Regions from separate parts of the Homo sapiens genome. Here region 1 is linked to region 2. Evidence: read pairs that join two places in POLR2A ChIA-PET (ENCODE). Cell type or tissue: PC-9. All regions are shown on one strand. Each heading gives the region's core, and the rest is flanking DNA. Links, peaks and the distances in the headings are about the cores only. Region 1 overlaps EGFR (epidermal growth factor receptor). Region 2 has its middle 86 kb from the start of EGFR.

Evidence for each region. Peaks named below come from ENCODE experiments on the same cell type or tissue, not always from the same donor. Only the 100,000 strongest peaks of a DNase experiment are listed, where the experiment ranks them.
Region 1: POLR2A ChIA-PET joins it to region 2 with 10 read pairs; 2 of 35 experiments call an interaction of 5 or more read pairs at or near these places.

What each region holds. Positions count from the first base shown.
Region 1 is chr7:55,039,385-55,047,727 of GRCh38, forward strand. All of the region lies in intron 1 of EGFR (epidermal growth factor receptor), which reads left to right. Among named protein-coding and RNA genes, the nearest start is that of EGFR, 25 kb to the left of the region's middle. In PC-9, for the core only: no CTCF peak of the experiment used is centred there; a DNase peak (open chromatin) is centred at 4,507; H3K27ac peaks cover 5,651 bases.
Region 2 is chr7:54,928,964-54,937,306 of GRCh38, forward strand. It overlaps the pseudogene LOC643168. Among named protein-coding and RNA genes, the nearest start is that of EGFR, 86 kb to the right of the region's middle. In PC-9, for the core only: no CTCF peak of the experiment used is centred there; a DNase peak (open chromatin) is centred at 4,418; H3K4me3 peaks cover 1,800 bases.

The sequences.
Region 1 (8,343 bases), core at 224-8,223, 110 kb after region 2:
GAAGCCTGCAGGAGAGCTGAACACCTGAAGACACCCAGTGGGAAGACCAGGACCTTTAACGCCCATATCTGCTGCTCAAGACTGGCAGAGAGAAGAGGGTTTGTGATGAGAAAAGGTGGTGAAAGGCACAAGGAGGCACAGAGCATGTCAGGTCCCATATCCCAAAAGGAATGTGCTTGGGTGAGGGAGAGCTCCTCCATGGCTGGAGGCATTCAGAGACCAGGCAGTCGCTTGTGGGTTTGTGATTAGAGTGAGGTTCTTTTATAAAGGGAGTGAGAAGAGAAGGTCTGTGGATACTTGAGTGTATCGGTAATTAAGAAATAAATTGTGTACATCCCATTTCTTTCCACATTTTCCTGGGCTGTCACAGTGGCTGCAAAGAAAGCAGTCCGTGAACTGAACTGTGATCCCAGACAGGCAAGCACACCAGGAATCTCTTCTCAGCTGTTGATAATGAGGGAGCGCTGGGGAGAGAAATGGGGTCCTCTTTGAGTTTCCTCTGTGCCGATACCTTTCTCTTTGTTAAAACAGCTAATTAAACACTGAAGCAGTATAGCTCTCTTACTATACACTGGTAGTCATAGTTCTCTTACTGTTCTCTTCACTGACAGTTCTCTTACTATACACTGATGGTGACGCAGAAATTCAGAATTCCCCGCATGTGTCCCGGTTTGAAAGCCACTGTGCTTTGCTGTGGATTAGGATCAGACAGTTGAGTCTTGTTCCAACAAGGAAAGTTGCTTATTGGAAAGTTTTGCTGCAGGGAGCCTTGAGTTCTGCATCAGGCTTGGAAGTGGGCTCTGTGGAGGTCAGAAGGAGGATCCCCCACCCGCAGCCTCAAGAAAAATATGAAAAGTGGATTATGCCTCTGTAGCTATATTGCCTATAAACTTTCTGCAGAATGACAGTATTCATATCCTACATTTTTTCAAAGCGATATTAATCCTGAGACCTGCAGCTAAAGTCAAGTAGAATTTAGGGATAATTAATAGGAGGAAGGTGGGGTTGGAAGATCTGCATGATTATAGTCCTCTGATATAACTGGAAAATTCTTTCCATTAGCAAGGAGCTTTGGTTAATATAAAATGGACAGATTAAACCTAGGCAATTTATTTTACTCATTGCTGTATTTTTATTTCAGAGCTGGTTGAAAATATTACAAAGTAATATTTTAAAGTGCTTATCTAAACTCTTACTCTGCATTTTATCATTGGGTTATGAAATGACTGGGGAAAGACTTTTCTTGCTTTTATTTCTCAGTGTCTACTTATAAACATGTTTTTTGAACTACTGTTTTTGTGACAACATGCCTTTTTCCCAGAAAATCTCAGGTTAACATTAAATAGGCACTGGATGTTTATCTGATCTTGTTTATAGAAACACAAGAAAATTTTAACCTTGTATATACTTTACTCAATTAACTAGGTAAGAGGTCATTGAAACATTTAGAATTCCACTCTACATTTCAATAATTATCAGGTGAAAGCTACTGCATCTACATCAGAAGATGTTTGTAATTTATTTAAGAATAAAATTAGCTATGCAAGAAATAGTATGTGGAGTCCTATGTGGAAATCACAGAAACCCTGACAACTTGATGATCTTTCCGCAAGCTAAAAATATCACTCTGGATCACAGCAGTAGAGGACTCTGTAAATTTAATCTGTGTGTCTCCTGTAAATAAGTGCATTAGCAGTACACAGGTGGTGTCAGAGTCAGTGATGATGGATAGAAATTCTACATAAAATCCAGGCGCAGTGGCTCATGCCTTTAATCCCAGCACTTTGGGAGTCTGAGGCGGGTGGATCACCTGAGGTCAGGAGTTCGAGACCAGCCTGGCCAACATGGCAAAACCTCGTCTCTACTAAAAATACAAAAATTAGCTGGATGATGGCACATGCCTGTAATCCCAGCTATTCGGGAGGCGGAGGCAGGAGAATCTCTTGAACCTGGGAGGTAGAGGTTGCAGTGAGCCGAGATCACGCCATTGCACTCCAGCCTGGGCAAAAGAGCGACACTCCATCGCAAAAAAAAAAGAAGTAAGAAGTTTTACATAAAAACGTGGAGTGAGCCCAAGGTGCCATTTATCCAGCCCATACACATCGTACCATGTACAGAGTGGACACCAGATAAATACATTGACTGCATGCCACAAACATATATATGTAGGCACCGTTGCATTCAAATACACATCTGCAGCCCTAACACATCTTTATTTGCTAACGAGCATCAATGTATTTAAAAACAAACATGTTTAAACTAGTGAATGATTAGATTATAATGATCTTAATTCATAAGTTTTCTCATTGGCCTTTTGTATACTTCAATTGTAATACCTAGAAAAACAGTTATGTCCAAAGGAGTGAATAGGCCTTATCTGAAACAGGTGAGCGTGACAAGTGTTTTCTTACTTATTTTACTTTTCAGATAATTCATCCTTAAAGTACATTAGTTTAAAAGTACTGTTTAAGGAAACAGTACTTGGATTAAAACTTGAATCATTGTTAAGGAAAACTATACCTTAACTTCATGTAATCACAATTAAACCTCTTCATATAGAAGGATCTAAGAATTTTCTGCAGCATTCACCAGCACCAAAAAGCTCAGAGACATATATTTCTTTCTCTGTATATGTATTTTAAATTCAAGTTAGTATAAATTGACAGGCAGGTCAGAGTAATATATGATCTTCTGAGTCCCCTTAGTAATTAAAAGAAATGATTATTTTTGCATGAAATATGATAAAGTGATTTTAAGTGCCTGATAAAAAGTCTTAACCATGACAACCATTAAAGATTACATCAAAGAAAAATAAGTTTGACTTTCATTTACCTTGGAAACAGCTATTAACTGGTAACCTCAAGAAACACCATGAAGAGTCAGTTTGCTCCACACATGTCTTGTAAAAGTCAAATAACTGGTGGTTATCCAGTAATGACAAGAGGTAGAAGTTACATCCTTGCTGTCTGATTGAACCTTCCCAGAGCTGGCACAAGGCTGGGAAGACCATAGGTGCTAAATGAGGAACTACTTAAAGAAAGAAAATGGAATTTCACGGACAAGAAAATCCATGTCCATTTGGTTCTGTGACCCACATCCTTTGTATCCTATGCTTTTTTACACTTGGTACATGGTTGCAAGATTGCCCCTGTTTTCTACTTATAGTTCCATGCAGCATGGATGTGGGAAAAAGTCTCCTCTGCAAAGGGGGTTAATGCAGGTCACTCTACGTATGTGCACGAGGTCGTTATAAAGCTCGAAAATATGGGCTCACCAACCAGGTGATTTTTTTAATTATCCAACCAGAAGACATAACATATAGGGGAATCAAAAGAAATCTCTGAGTAAAATAATGATAACAGGTCAAACTTTGCGGTCCCACGTGAGGCTGGAGATGCGTATTGTCTTGACTTTGCATCTACAAGTTTAACAAATGATGCTTTCTCAGTTTACCTCTGGAAATGGAAATTAGCATTGCAAATGACTTCATGAGGAGGTAGAAGCTATCTGTGAATTTCCTTTCGCTGTGTTTACGATAGACTCTCACGTCTAGATGTGTCATGTATTATGTTAAATTGGTATGTCTTGAAGTTATAAAGCACAGCCCTCTATAAGTATATATATTCCACCTCTTTCAAATCGGATGGTACCTATCCTTCAAACTGCTATTTAATGACTGTCTGCTATGTTCAAGGCACTGCTCTCAATGTTAATACTTGATGAGATCGGGCGCGTTCAAGGTGGCATGGCCGTAGACTCAATGTTAGTATCTGAAATATGGCCTACGAGCTGAGTTGTGAATCAAGTTAATAGATTTTCGGAATGTTAAGGTCTAAACCAGTAGCTCTTAACTGAGACAATCCTGTCCTCATCTCACCTGGGAGACATCTGGCAATGTTTGGAGAACCTTTTGGTTGTCACACTGGGGCATCTAGTGAGTAGAGGTCAGGGATGGTGGTAAACAAGTTTTTTTGTTTGTTTGTTTTGTTTTTGAGACAGAGTCTCACTTTGTCACCCAGGCTGGAGTGCAGTGGTGTGATCTCAGCTCACTGCAACCTCTGCCTCCTAGGTTCAAGCAATTCTTATGCCTCAGCCTCCCAAGTAGTAGCTGGGATTACAGGTGTGCACCACTACACTCAGCTAATTTTTGCATTTTTAGTAGAGACGGGGTTTTGCCATGTTGGCTAGGTTGGTCTCGAACTCCTGGCCTCAAGAGAACCGCCCCCTTCTTGGCCTCCCAATATGCCGGGATTACAGGTGTGAGCCACCGTGCCCAGGCTAACATTCTTTAATGCATAGGACAGCCCCCACCATACAGAGGAATCCCCAGCCCAGAATGTTAATAGTTCTAAGGTTGAGAAACCCAAGGTTAAGCCAAGTCAACTTATCTATCTTCTTTAAAATTGCATAAGAATGCAGTCCTGTTCTTCATTCCTCTTGCTTTGCAGTTAATGATCCTTTGCCTGGACTTTCTAAGTGCCCAGAAGAGCAACAGCCAGCATGCAGGATGGCATTCCTGACCAGTTGCACTTGGCCTAGCATTCCAACCTCACCTGCCTCAGCTTGTTCAACCTGAAAACCTACCAAGTGAAAGCAAGAGCCACGTGAAGACGCCTTAGTTATATGCACCCACCCAGACACTTGCTCAGAAAGGAATCAGTGGGGCCCTGGCCTTAGAAACTGGCTCCTTCACTGCTGTAGAAACAACATAAATTTAACATAAAACACGTGCTTTTCTTTTTTCTTCTTACTTTTTCCTGTCTTGGCAATGCAAGGATGCCATTAGGTAAAGAAATCCTTCACCACACTAATCCTGCAGAGCCAGAAGAGAAACCAGCTTGTTCTAACCCAGCTTTGTCATGGAGAGAAGGCAGCTGCTCCAGTCTGAACTATTCTTTCTTTTGGTAGCAGCCTGCCCAAGGGTGAAAGTGTGTTTAATAGTTTGAATTACACAAGTGAACAGTAAATGTATGCCTGTTTCTGCTTTATGGGACTTTGAAATAATGTTGTTTGTGCCAAGGTTTTAGATTACTATACCTAACAACCTAGAAAAAGAAATGAAAAGGAAGCCTTCTGCCAGGCAGAGGTCACTACGGGCCTGGAGCTGGGCACCTGACTCAGCAGCTGCCCAGATCCCCAGAGCTGAGAAGTCACCATGCATTTGTGGTGCTTCGAGCGAGTTACCAGAGTCCTGGAACAGAGCAGCACACCTGCGGGGTGTCCCCTTGGCATTTGGGCAGGGCAGGTGACCAAGGGTCTTGTTGGAACTGAAGTCCAGCTTGAAAAGCAAATCTGGTTGTGAGCTAGAGTCCAGTAACACTTGTTTCCCGCCGCCCCCCGCATAACTCGTGTGTCCTAAAATACAATAATTTCTTGAACTTCAGTCACTTATGCCTATAAGCGGGCATACAACAGGGGCACAATAAATGTTTGTTAAGTGAATGAATTCTTTCAGAACTAGATGGGATCTTAGTCCAACTCTCTTATTTAACGAGGTCCACAGAGGTTCTGCGATTGTCTAAGAAAGAAGGCTGTGTTCATGGCCTTTGTTGTTTACGTGGCCCTGTGATTCTCTTGGCTCCGTGAAAGTCCTGATGCAGACATTCCGGCCATCTAGAAAGGCATGCAGACAAGCCATCCAGCTGGCATGATCCTGAGTCCAGCTTTCTTTAAAAGAGCTTCCAAAACTGCTTAAGCTTTGACTGCACAAAACCTGCATCACCTCCAGTTGAGAAACTCAAGAGAATAAGTAAGTTATGGAGTTGGAGACCCCAGCTTAACTACTAGTTTTAAAATAGTGAAATCAACATTTTCAAATCTTTGACTTCACTAAGATTTAATAAAGTTTATTAATCATATATTATGAGTTATTGCTCTCTCTTTATGTCTGTAATGCAGTTGCTCCTCTCTGTATAAATTAATAAGTTTTAGAGATCCAAAATGAGAATTTTAAAATAAATTACGTATATTTTAATCAAGTTTAATTTGACTATATCCAGCTAAACAATTGATTGAACTTCACTTGCTTTTCTATGACAGGTTTTTTGTTCTTAGTAAAAGACCCCAGTTTTCTCACTTGTGAACAGAAGGGGTTAGACTTCATGACAGCTAAGGTTCCTTCCGTCTCTAACAAAAGTGGCCTGAAGAGAGGCTTCTAGACTATACTCACGGTGGGTTCTTGGGACCTCAGAGTCAGCTCCATCACTTAAGTGGCTGTGTGATTGAGTGGAGACACCTCAATCTCTTTGTGCCTCAGTTTCCTCACCTGTCGAGTGTCAACATGATGGCACCTAAAGCTGTTGAGACTTCAGAAAGGTAATGTGTGAAAAGTGAAAAGTGCCTGGCATCCAGGAAGTACTCAATAAATACCAACTATTTTATTGCTGCAGCTGTTCTTATAGATGTGATTTCTAGAACATTGCCTTCTAATAGGGTAGCCATGGGCCACAATTGTTGGCTGTTCGGTGTTTCACATATGGTTAGTCCAAACTAAGATGTGTTGTGAGTCTCAAATACACACTGGATTGTGAAGACTTAGGACAAGGAAAACAATGTTAATAAAATCTCATTGATAACTTTTAAATTAATTACATGTTGAAATGAAAATATTTGGGACATATTGAGTTAAATAAAACAGGAGATTAATTTCTTCTGTTTCTTTCTACTTTTTTTATTAGTGTGGCTACTCAAAAATGTGACATTATGTATGCATCTCGTATTACATTTCTATTGGACAGCAGCGCTCTAGACAGTACTATGGGTAGTATCTGTGGGGAGGTTCTCAGAAACATGTCGCATGCTCTTTTAGAACCTTAAAGTATTCCTAGTCTCCTCTACTTCCAGCCCTTGGCTCTTGGGCCTCAGTCTTTTTACTTTTGCGGCTGTGTTTCTCTGAAGGCTTGGCATTAGTAGATTGAAAAGAATAACCATCTAGGGAAATGTGAATTCAGTTTCTTTCTGACATTCTGCTCTCTACAAGGGGATATTATGTACACATAAACCTACTTCCAAAATAATGAAGTGAGGCCTAATTCCTTACTCTTCAGAGAGCCCACTGTGGAAGTGTCACTGACCTTGTGTATGGGCTGCCCTTCATGGCTCTGGGAGTCATTATAAAGGGCAGCATTTGGCGTGGTGCGTCCTAAGCCAGTGTTTCTCGGCTCTGTTCCTTAGACATGTGTTAGTGTTAATAGATGTTCTTGGAAAAAAAAAAAAAAAACAGCATTCTGAGGTCAAACATGCTCAGAAAGCTTGGAATCTGCACTACGCTTCTCGTACACATTTCATATTAAAGATTTTGGAAAGTCCTGCAATACAGAGCCCTGTCTAATATTGCCACAACCCACAATTGCTCAAATGTAAATAGATTTGAGTTTATTCACATTCAGATCACCTCTTAAGGCCCCACCTCCCAATGCTGTCACAATGGCAATTAGATTTCCACATGAGTTTTGGAAGGGACATTCAGACCACAGCAGGGGAAAGCAGGGTACTTGCTGCTTTGCAAGTGTGTCCACATCTAATTAATAGTACAGTTCTTACTCTTGGTGTGTCCGGTGATATTAAAAATTAATGTGCCTTATTTAGATAAGTAACATAAAAATCACAAAATGTATGCCTTAGATTTATATGTATTTATAACTAGTCTATTTCCTGAAAACAGTTGAGACACCTTGTAAAAGTTACCGGTACGATAGGGCCATTCCAACAAAGCTGTAAAGTGGTGATAACACAGTCATAAAGAAGAGGAGATAGCTCTGGGAGAAAAGGTGGCCCAGAAACCAGCTCTGAGCCTCATGGCTGCAGGCAAGGTCTGCAGGTTCCTGGTCCTGATTGCAGGCCATTTGCTGCCTTGAGTGGTGGTTACACAAGGCCAGCCCTGGGGGTATCACCCAGAACACCTAGTACACGAATTTCAGTTTAGAGGACGAAGCATTACTGGAGTATTGTTATGCAGGAAAACTTTTTCCTAAAAATGCCCTGAAAAGAGAGTAGCCTAATGCATTCAATCAAAATGTTTTTAAGTGGAAAACATATTGTGTGTACTTGATCTGGCCTGCTGCTTTTAAAAGATTAAAACTGGGACTGGGCATGGTGGCTCACACCTGTAATCCCAGCACTTTGGGAGGCAGAGGCAGGTGGATCACCTGAGGTCAAGAGTTGGAGACCAGCCTGACCAAGATGGTGAAACCCCATGCCTACTAAAAATGCAAAAAGTTAGCCAGGCTTGGTGGCGCATGCCGGTAATCCCAGCTAGTTGAGGGGCTGAGGCAGGGGAATCACTTGAACCTGGGAGCCGGAGGTTGCAGTGAGCTGAGATCGCATCATTGTACTCCAGCCTGG
Region 2 (8,343 bases), core at 315-8,314:
TTCAAGCTTCATGGTAACCTCAAATTGAAAAACACACAATGGGCACACAAAAAATAAAAAGCAAGAAATTAAATCATACCACCAACAAAAATCAACTCCACTAAAAGGAAGACAGGAAGGAAGAAAAAAACAAAACAACCACCAAACAACCAGAAAACACATAGCAAAATGGCAAAAGCAAGTCCTTACTTATTAATAATAATATTGAATGTAAATGGACTAAAATTTCCAATCAAAAGACATAGAGTGGTTGAATAAACATAATAGCAAGACCCATGACTGTTGCCTATAAGAAACACACCTCATCTATAAAGACACACATAGACTGAAAATAAAAGGATGAAAAAAGATAGTGCGTGACAATGGAAGCAAAAAAAAAGAAAGGAGTAGCTACACTATGTCAGACAAAATAGGCTTCAAGACAAAAAATGTAATAAGAGACACAGAAGGTTATTATATAATAATAAATGAGTCAATTCAGAAACAGAATATAACAGTTGTAAATATATATGCACCCAACACTGGAGCACCCAGGCATATAAAGCAAATAATATTAGAGCTAAAGAGAGAGATAGACTTCAATACAATAAAAGCTGCAGACTTCAACACCTCACTTTCAGTATTGGACAGATCTTCCAGACAGAAAATCAACAAAGAAACATCAGACTTAATCTCCACTTTAGAACAAATGGACTTAATATATATTTACAGAAGATTTCATCCAATGGCCACAGAATACACATTCTTCTCCTCAACACATGGATCATTCTCGAGAATAGATCATATGTTAGGTTACAAAACAAGTCTTAAAACATTCAGAAAAATTGAAATACTATCAAGCATCTTCTCTGACCACAGTTGAATAAAACTAGGAATCAATAACAACAGGAATTTTGAAAACTATATAAACACAATGGAAATTAAACAATATGGCCCAGAATGATCAGTGAGTCAATGAAGAAATCAGAAGGAAACTGAAAATTTTCTTAAAACAAATGATAAGGAAACAGAACATGCCAAAACCTATGGAATGTAGCAAAAACAGGGAAATTTATAGCTATAAAACCTACATCAAGAAAGAAAGAAAACTTCAAATAAATAAGCCAAGAATGCATCTTTAAAAATTAGAAAGACAAGAGCAAACCAAACCCAAAATTAGTAGTAGAAAAAAACATAAAGATCAGCACAGAAATAAATAAATTTGAAATTAAGAAAACAGTACAAGAGATCAATGAAATGAAAATTTAGTTGTTTGAAACAATAAATAAAATTGACAAATCTTTAGGGAGACTAAGAAAAAAAGACACCGGAGCCAAATAAATAAAATCAGAGTTGAAAAAAATAGAGACATTAGAACTGATACCACAGAAATACAAAGGATCATTAGTAGCTAGTATGAGCAACTGTATGCCAACAAATTGGAAAATCTAGAGGAAATGTGTAAATTCCTAGACATATACAACCTACCAAGGTTAAACCATAAAGGAATCCAAAACCCGAACAGACCATTAACAAGCAATGAGATCAAAGCTGTAATAAAAAGTCTCTCAGTAAAGCAAAGTCTGGGAACCTGATGGCTTCACAACAGAATTCTACCAAACATTTAAAGAACCAATACCAATCCTACTCAAACTATTCTAAAAAGTAGAGGAGGAGGAAATACTTCCAAATTCCTTCTATGAGGCCAAAACCAGACAAAGACACATCAAAAAAGAAAACTACAGGACACTCTCTCTGTTGAATATTGATAGAAAAGGCCTTAGCAAAATACTAGCAAACTGAATTAAACAATACATTAGAAAGAATATTCATCATGACTAAATGGGATTTATCCCAGGGATATAAGACCACTTTAACATATGCAAATAAATCAATGTCGTACATCATATCAATAGAATGAAGGACAAAAACCATGTGATCATTTTAATTGGTGCTGCAATTGACAAAATTCAACACCCTTTCATGATAAAAATCCTTAAAAAACAGGCATAGAAGGAACATACCTTAACATAATGAAAGACATATATGACAGACCCACAGCTAGTATCACACTGAATGAGGAAAAACTGAAAGCCTTTCCTTTAAGATCTGGAACACAACAGCAATGCCACTTTCACCACTGTTATCCAACATAGTACTGGAAGTGCTAGCTAGAGCAATCAGACAAGAGAAGGACATAAAGGGCATCCAAATTGGAAAGGAAGAAGTCAAATTATCCTAGTTTGCAGATGATATGAGCTGATATCATCTGCAAAGACTCCAAAGAAAGTATAGAACTGATAAACAAATTCAGAAAAGTTGCAGAGTTGGAAAAAAAAAAAGACATTAGAACTGATACCACAGAAATTAACATGCAAAAATCAGTAGCATTTCTATATTCCAAAAGTGAACATTCTGGAAAAGAAATCAAAAAAGTAACTCCATTTACAATAACCACAAATAAAATTAAATACCTAGGAATCAAAAAGAAGTGAAAGATTTCTACAATGAAACTATAAAATACTGATGAAAGAAATTGAAGAGGACACAAAAAAGTGTAAAAGTATTTCACGTTCATGGATTGGAAGAATCAACATTGTTAAAATGTCTATACTACTCAAAGCAATCTACAAATTCAATGCCATCCCTATAAAAATACCAGACATTCTTCACAGAAATAGAGCAATCTTAAAATTTACATAGAACCACAAAACATCCAGAATAGCCAAAGCAAAAAGAGGAAAACTGGAGGAATCACATCACCTGACTTCAAATTATACTACAAAGCTACAGTAACCAAAACAGCATGGTACTGGAATAAAAACAGAAGCATGAATCAATGGAACAGAACAGATAACCCAGAAACAAATCCACACATCTCAAGTGAACTCATTTTTGACAACGGTGCCAAGAACATACAATGGGGAAAGGACAGTCTCTTCAATACATGGTGCTGGGAAAACTGGATATCCAAATGCAGAAGAATGAAACTTGACTCATATCTCTAACCATATACAAAAAAATCAAATCAAAATGGATGAAAGACTTCAATCTAAGACCTCAAACTATGAAATTACTTCAAGAAAACATTGAAGAAATTCTCCAGGATATTGGCCTGGGCAAAAATTTCTTGAGTAATATCCTACAAGCACAGACAACTAAAGCGAAAATGAACAGATGGGATCACATCAAGTTTAAAAGCTTCTGCACAGCAAAGGAAATGTCAATAAAGTGAAGAGACAACCCACGGAAGGGGAGGAAATATTTGCAAACTACCCATCTGACAAGGAGTTTATAACCAGAATATATAAGGAGCTCAAACAACCCCATAGGGAAAAAATAATAATCTGATTTAAAAATAGGCAAAAGATCTGAACAGATATTCCTTAAAAGAAGACATGTAAATGGAAGCAGGCACATGAAAAGGAGATGAACATCATTGATCAACAGAGAAATGCAAATCAAAACCACAATGAGATATCATCTCACTCCAGTTAAAATGGCTTTAATCCAAAAGATGGGCAATAACAAATGCTCATGAGGATGTGGAAAAAGGGAATCCTCATACACTGTTGATGAGAATGTAAATTATTACAGTCACTGTGGAGAACAGTTTGGAGGTTCCTCAAAATACTCAAAATAGAGCCACCATATAACCCAGCAATCTCACTGCTTGGTATATACCCAAAAGAAAGGAAATCAGTGTATGGAAGAGATATCTGCACTTCCGTGTTCATTGCAGCACTGTTCACAATAGCTGAGATTTGAAAGCAACCTAAGTGTCCATCAACAGACAAATGGATAAAGAAAATATGGTACATATACGCAATGGGGTACTATGCAGACATAAAAAGAATGAGATCTTGTCATTTACAACGGCATAGGTGGAACTGGAGGTCATTATGTTAGGTGAAATAAGTCAGACTTGGAAAGTCAAATTTCGCATGTTCTCATTTATTTGTGGGTGCTAAATATCAAAGCAATTGAACTCATGCAGATAGAGAGTAGAAGGATGATTACCAGAGGCTAGGAAGGGTAGTGGGGGGGTGAAGGAGGGAAGTGAGGATGGTTAATAGGTACAAAACATACATATACATACATACATACATACATACATACATACATACATACATACATACATATATATATAATTAGAATGAATAAGACAGAATTTGATAGCTCAACAGGGTGACTATAGTCAATAATACTTTAATTGTACATTAAAAATTAACTTAGGTCAGCGCGAGGGAGCCCGGGTGGCCGCCATTACTGAGCCTGGCGCTGCGGCTGGCGCTGGGAGAGCGGGGAGGGACGGGGCCGCAGCTGGTGGCAGAGAGGGAGGGAGGGTGGGTGAGCAGGCTGCGGGGGCCGTGGGGCTCAGGGTTTCCGGGCGTGTGTGTCGGGGAGGGCGGAGGGAGGTGCCTGAAGGGACGCGCCGCTCGGTGAGCGCGCCGGGGGAGAGGCGAGCAGAGAGTGGAGGAGGAGGCGGCGGCGGGAGCGCTACCCAGGAATGTTGCTGCCGCAGCCACAGCCAGGGCCGCTGTGGTTGAGGAGGAGACAGAGGAGACCGACGTTGTTAGGAAAATGATCTCTATGATCTTGAAGATGTTTCTGCACAGAAATGAGGGAAATACAAAGAACCAAATACAGTTCTGAAACTTGGGATCTGTATTTTCAGATGATTTTATTTTCAGAATGAGAAGCATATCTGGTTTCATATCTACATTTATGAATGTAGAGGCATGAGAAGAGAGTTATGATGGCAAAAAACAAAGAGCCTTGTCCCCCATCCTATACTATCAGTGTAGTTGGACTCTCTGGGACTGAAAAAGACAAAGGTAACTGTGGAGTTGGAAAGTCTTGTTTGTGCAATAGATTTGCACGCTCAAAAGCAGATAAATATTATCCAGAGCATACTTCTGTGCTTAGCACCATTGACTTTGGAGGACGAGTCGTAAACAGTGATCACTTTTTGTACTACTGGGGTGACATAACACAAAATGGTGAAGTTGGAGTAGAATGCAAAATTCATGTCATTTAACAGTTCATTGATGACCAGACATTCTTGCCTCATCGGAGTATGAATTTGCAACCATATATAAAACGTGCAGCTGCATCTAGATTGCAGTCAGCAGAAAAACTAATGTACATTTGCACTGATCAACTAGGCTTAGAACAAGACTTTGAACAGAAGCAAATGCCTGAAGGGAAGCTCAATGTAGATGGATTTTTATTATGCATTGATGTAAGTCAGGGATGCAATAGGAAATTTGATGATCAACTTAAATTTGTGAATAACCTTTTTGTCCAGTTATCAAAATCAAAAATACCTGTAATAATAGCGGCAACTAAATGTGATGAATGCGTGGATCATTATCTTAGAGAAGTTCAGGCATTTGCTTCAAACAAAAAGAAGCTTCTTGTAGTGGAAACATCAGCAGGATTTAATGTCAACATTGAAACGTGTTTCACTGCACTGGTACAAATGTTGGATAAAACTCGTAGCAAGCCTAAAATTATTCCCTATTTGGATGCTTATAAAACACAGAGACAACTTGTCACAGCAACAGATAAGTTTGAAAACTTGTGCAGACCGTGAGAGATTATCATGCAACTTGGAAAACTGTTAGTAATAAATTTAAAAAATCATCCTGATTATGAAGAATACATCAACTTAGAGGGAACAAGAAAGGCCAGAAATACATTCTCAAAACATATACAACAACTTAAACAGGAACCTATAAGAAAAAGGAGAGAAGAGTATATAAATACTTTACCAAGAAGAGTTTTTAACACTCTTGCCAAGTCTAGAAGAGATTGAACATTTGAATTGGTCAGAAGCTTTGAAGTTAATGGAAAAGAGAATAGATTTCCAGTTATGTTTTGTGGTGCTAGAAAAAACACCTTGGGATGAAACTGACCATATAGACAAAATTAATGACAGGCAGATTCCATTTGACCTCCTGAGCACTTTAGAAGCTGAAAAAGTCTGTCAGAACCATGTACAACATCCAATATCCGAGAAGAGGAGGGTAGAAATGAAGGAAAAATTCAAAAAGACTTTGGAAAAAATTCAAGTCATTTCACCTGGACAGCCATGGGAGGAAGTTATGTGCTTTGTTATGGAGGATGAAGCCTTCAAGTATATCACTGAGGCTGATAGCAAAGAGGCATATGGTAGGCATCAGTGATAAATAGTTGAAAATCCAAAGAAAAGTTTCAAGAAATGCTTTTTGAGCATTCTGAACTTTTTTATGATTTAGATCTTAATGCAACACCTAGTTCAGATAAAATGAGTGAAATTCATACAGTTCTGAGTGAAGAACCTAGATATAAAGCTTTACAGAAACTTGCACCTGATAGGGACTCTCTTCTACTTAAGCATATAGGATTTGTTTATCATCCCACTAAAGAAACGTGTCTTAGTGACCAAAATTGTACAGACATTAAAGTGGAGCAGTTACTTGCTAGCAGTCTTTTACAGTTGGATCACGGCTGCTTAAGATTATATCACGATAGTACCAATATAGATAAAATTAACCTTTTTATTTTAGGGAAGGTTGGCCTTGCCCAAGAACTAGCAAATGAGATAAGGACACAATCCACTGATGATGAGTATGCCTTAGATGGAAAATTTATGAACTTGATCTTCGGCCAGTTCGCCTTACCTTTTGAGTCAGTTATGGACTGCTGCCTTTAAACCACATCGGTGCTTCTGTGTATTTAATTCCATTAAGTCATTGAGTTTTATTGGGGGAATTTATTGGGAAAATAAGAACTGAAGCTTCTCAGATCAGAAAAGATAAATACTTGGCTAATCTTCCATTTACATTAATTCTGGCTAATCAGAGAGATTCCATTAGTAAGAATCTACCAATTCTCAGGCACCAAGGGCAGACAAGTTACAATGTCCTTTTGTAGATGTACCTGCTGGTACATATCCTCATAATTTTTATGAAACCCAAATAAAGCAAGCTCTAAGAGGAGTACTGGAATCTGTTAAACCCAATTTGGATGTGGTGAGCCCAGTTTCTGCCAAGAAGGACATATCAGAAGCTGACTTGAGAATTGTCATGTGTGCCATGTATGGAGATCCATTTAGTGTGAATCTTATTCCCTCACCCTTCCCTGATTCTCATTCTTGCAGTGCTGCTCAAGCTGGACAGAATAATTCCCTAATGCTTGATAAAATCATTGGTGAAAAAAGGAGGCGAATACAGACCACAATATTATCATACCACTCTTCAATTGGAGTAAGAAAAGATGAACTAGTTCATGGGTATATATTAATTTACTCTGCAAAACAGAAAGCATCAATGGGAATGCTTCGAGCATTTCTATCAGAAGTTCAAAACACATTCCTGTACAGCTGGTGGCAGTTACTGATAGCCAAGCAGATTTTTTTTTTGAAAACGAGGCTATCAAAGAATTAATGACTGAAGAACACATTGCAACTGAGATCACTGCTAAATTTACAGCATTGTATTCTTTATCTCAGTATCATCAGCAAACTGAGATCTTTATTCTGTTTTTTAGTGATGTTCTAGAGAAAAAACATATGATAGAAAATTCTTATTTGTCTGATAATACAAGGGAATCAACCCATCAAAGTGAAGATGTTTTTCTACCATCTCCCAGAGACTTTTTTCCCTATAACAACTACCCTGATTCAGATGATGACACAGAAGCACTACCTCCTTATAGTCCAACTGGGGATGATGTACAGTTGCTTCCAACACCTAGTGACCATTCCAGATACAGATTAGATTTGCAAGGAAATGAATATTCTATTCATAGTACCCCAAACTGTCGTGACCATGAACGCAACCATAAAGTGCCTCCACCTATTAAACCTAAACTAGTTGTACCTAAGACAAATGTGAAAAAAATGGATCCAAACATTTTAAAAACAATTGAAGCTGGTATTGGTAAAAATCCAAGAAAGCGGACTTCCCAGGTGCCTTTGGCACATCCTGAAGATATGAATCCTTCAGATAACTATGCGGAACCCATTGATACAATTTTCAAACAGAAGGGCTATTCTGATGAGATTTATATTGTCCCAGATGATAGTCAAAATCACATTAAAATTCAAAACTCACTTGTAAATAACACCCAAGGAGATGAAGAAAATGGATTTTCTGATAGAACCTCAAAAAAATCACGGGGAATGGAGGCCTTCAAAATACAAATATAAGTCTAAAATCATGTTTAGTAAAGCCAAGTCATACTATAGGAGAACACATTCAGATGCAAGTGATGATGAGGCTTTCACCACTTCTAAAACAAAAAGAAAAGGAAGACATCGTGGAAGTGAAGAAGATCCACTTCTTTCTCCTGTTGAAACTTGGAAAGGTTAGGTAT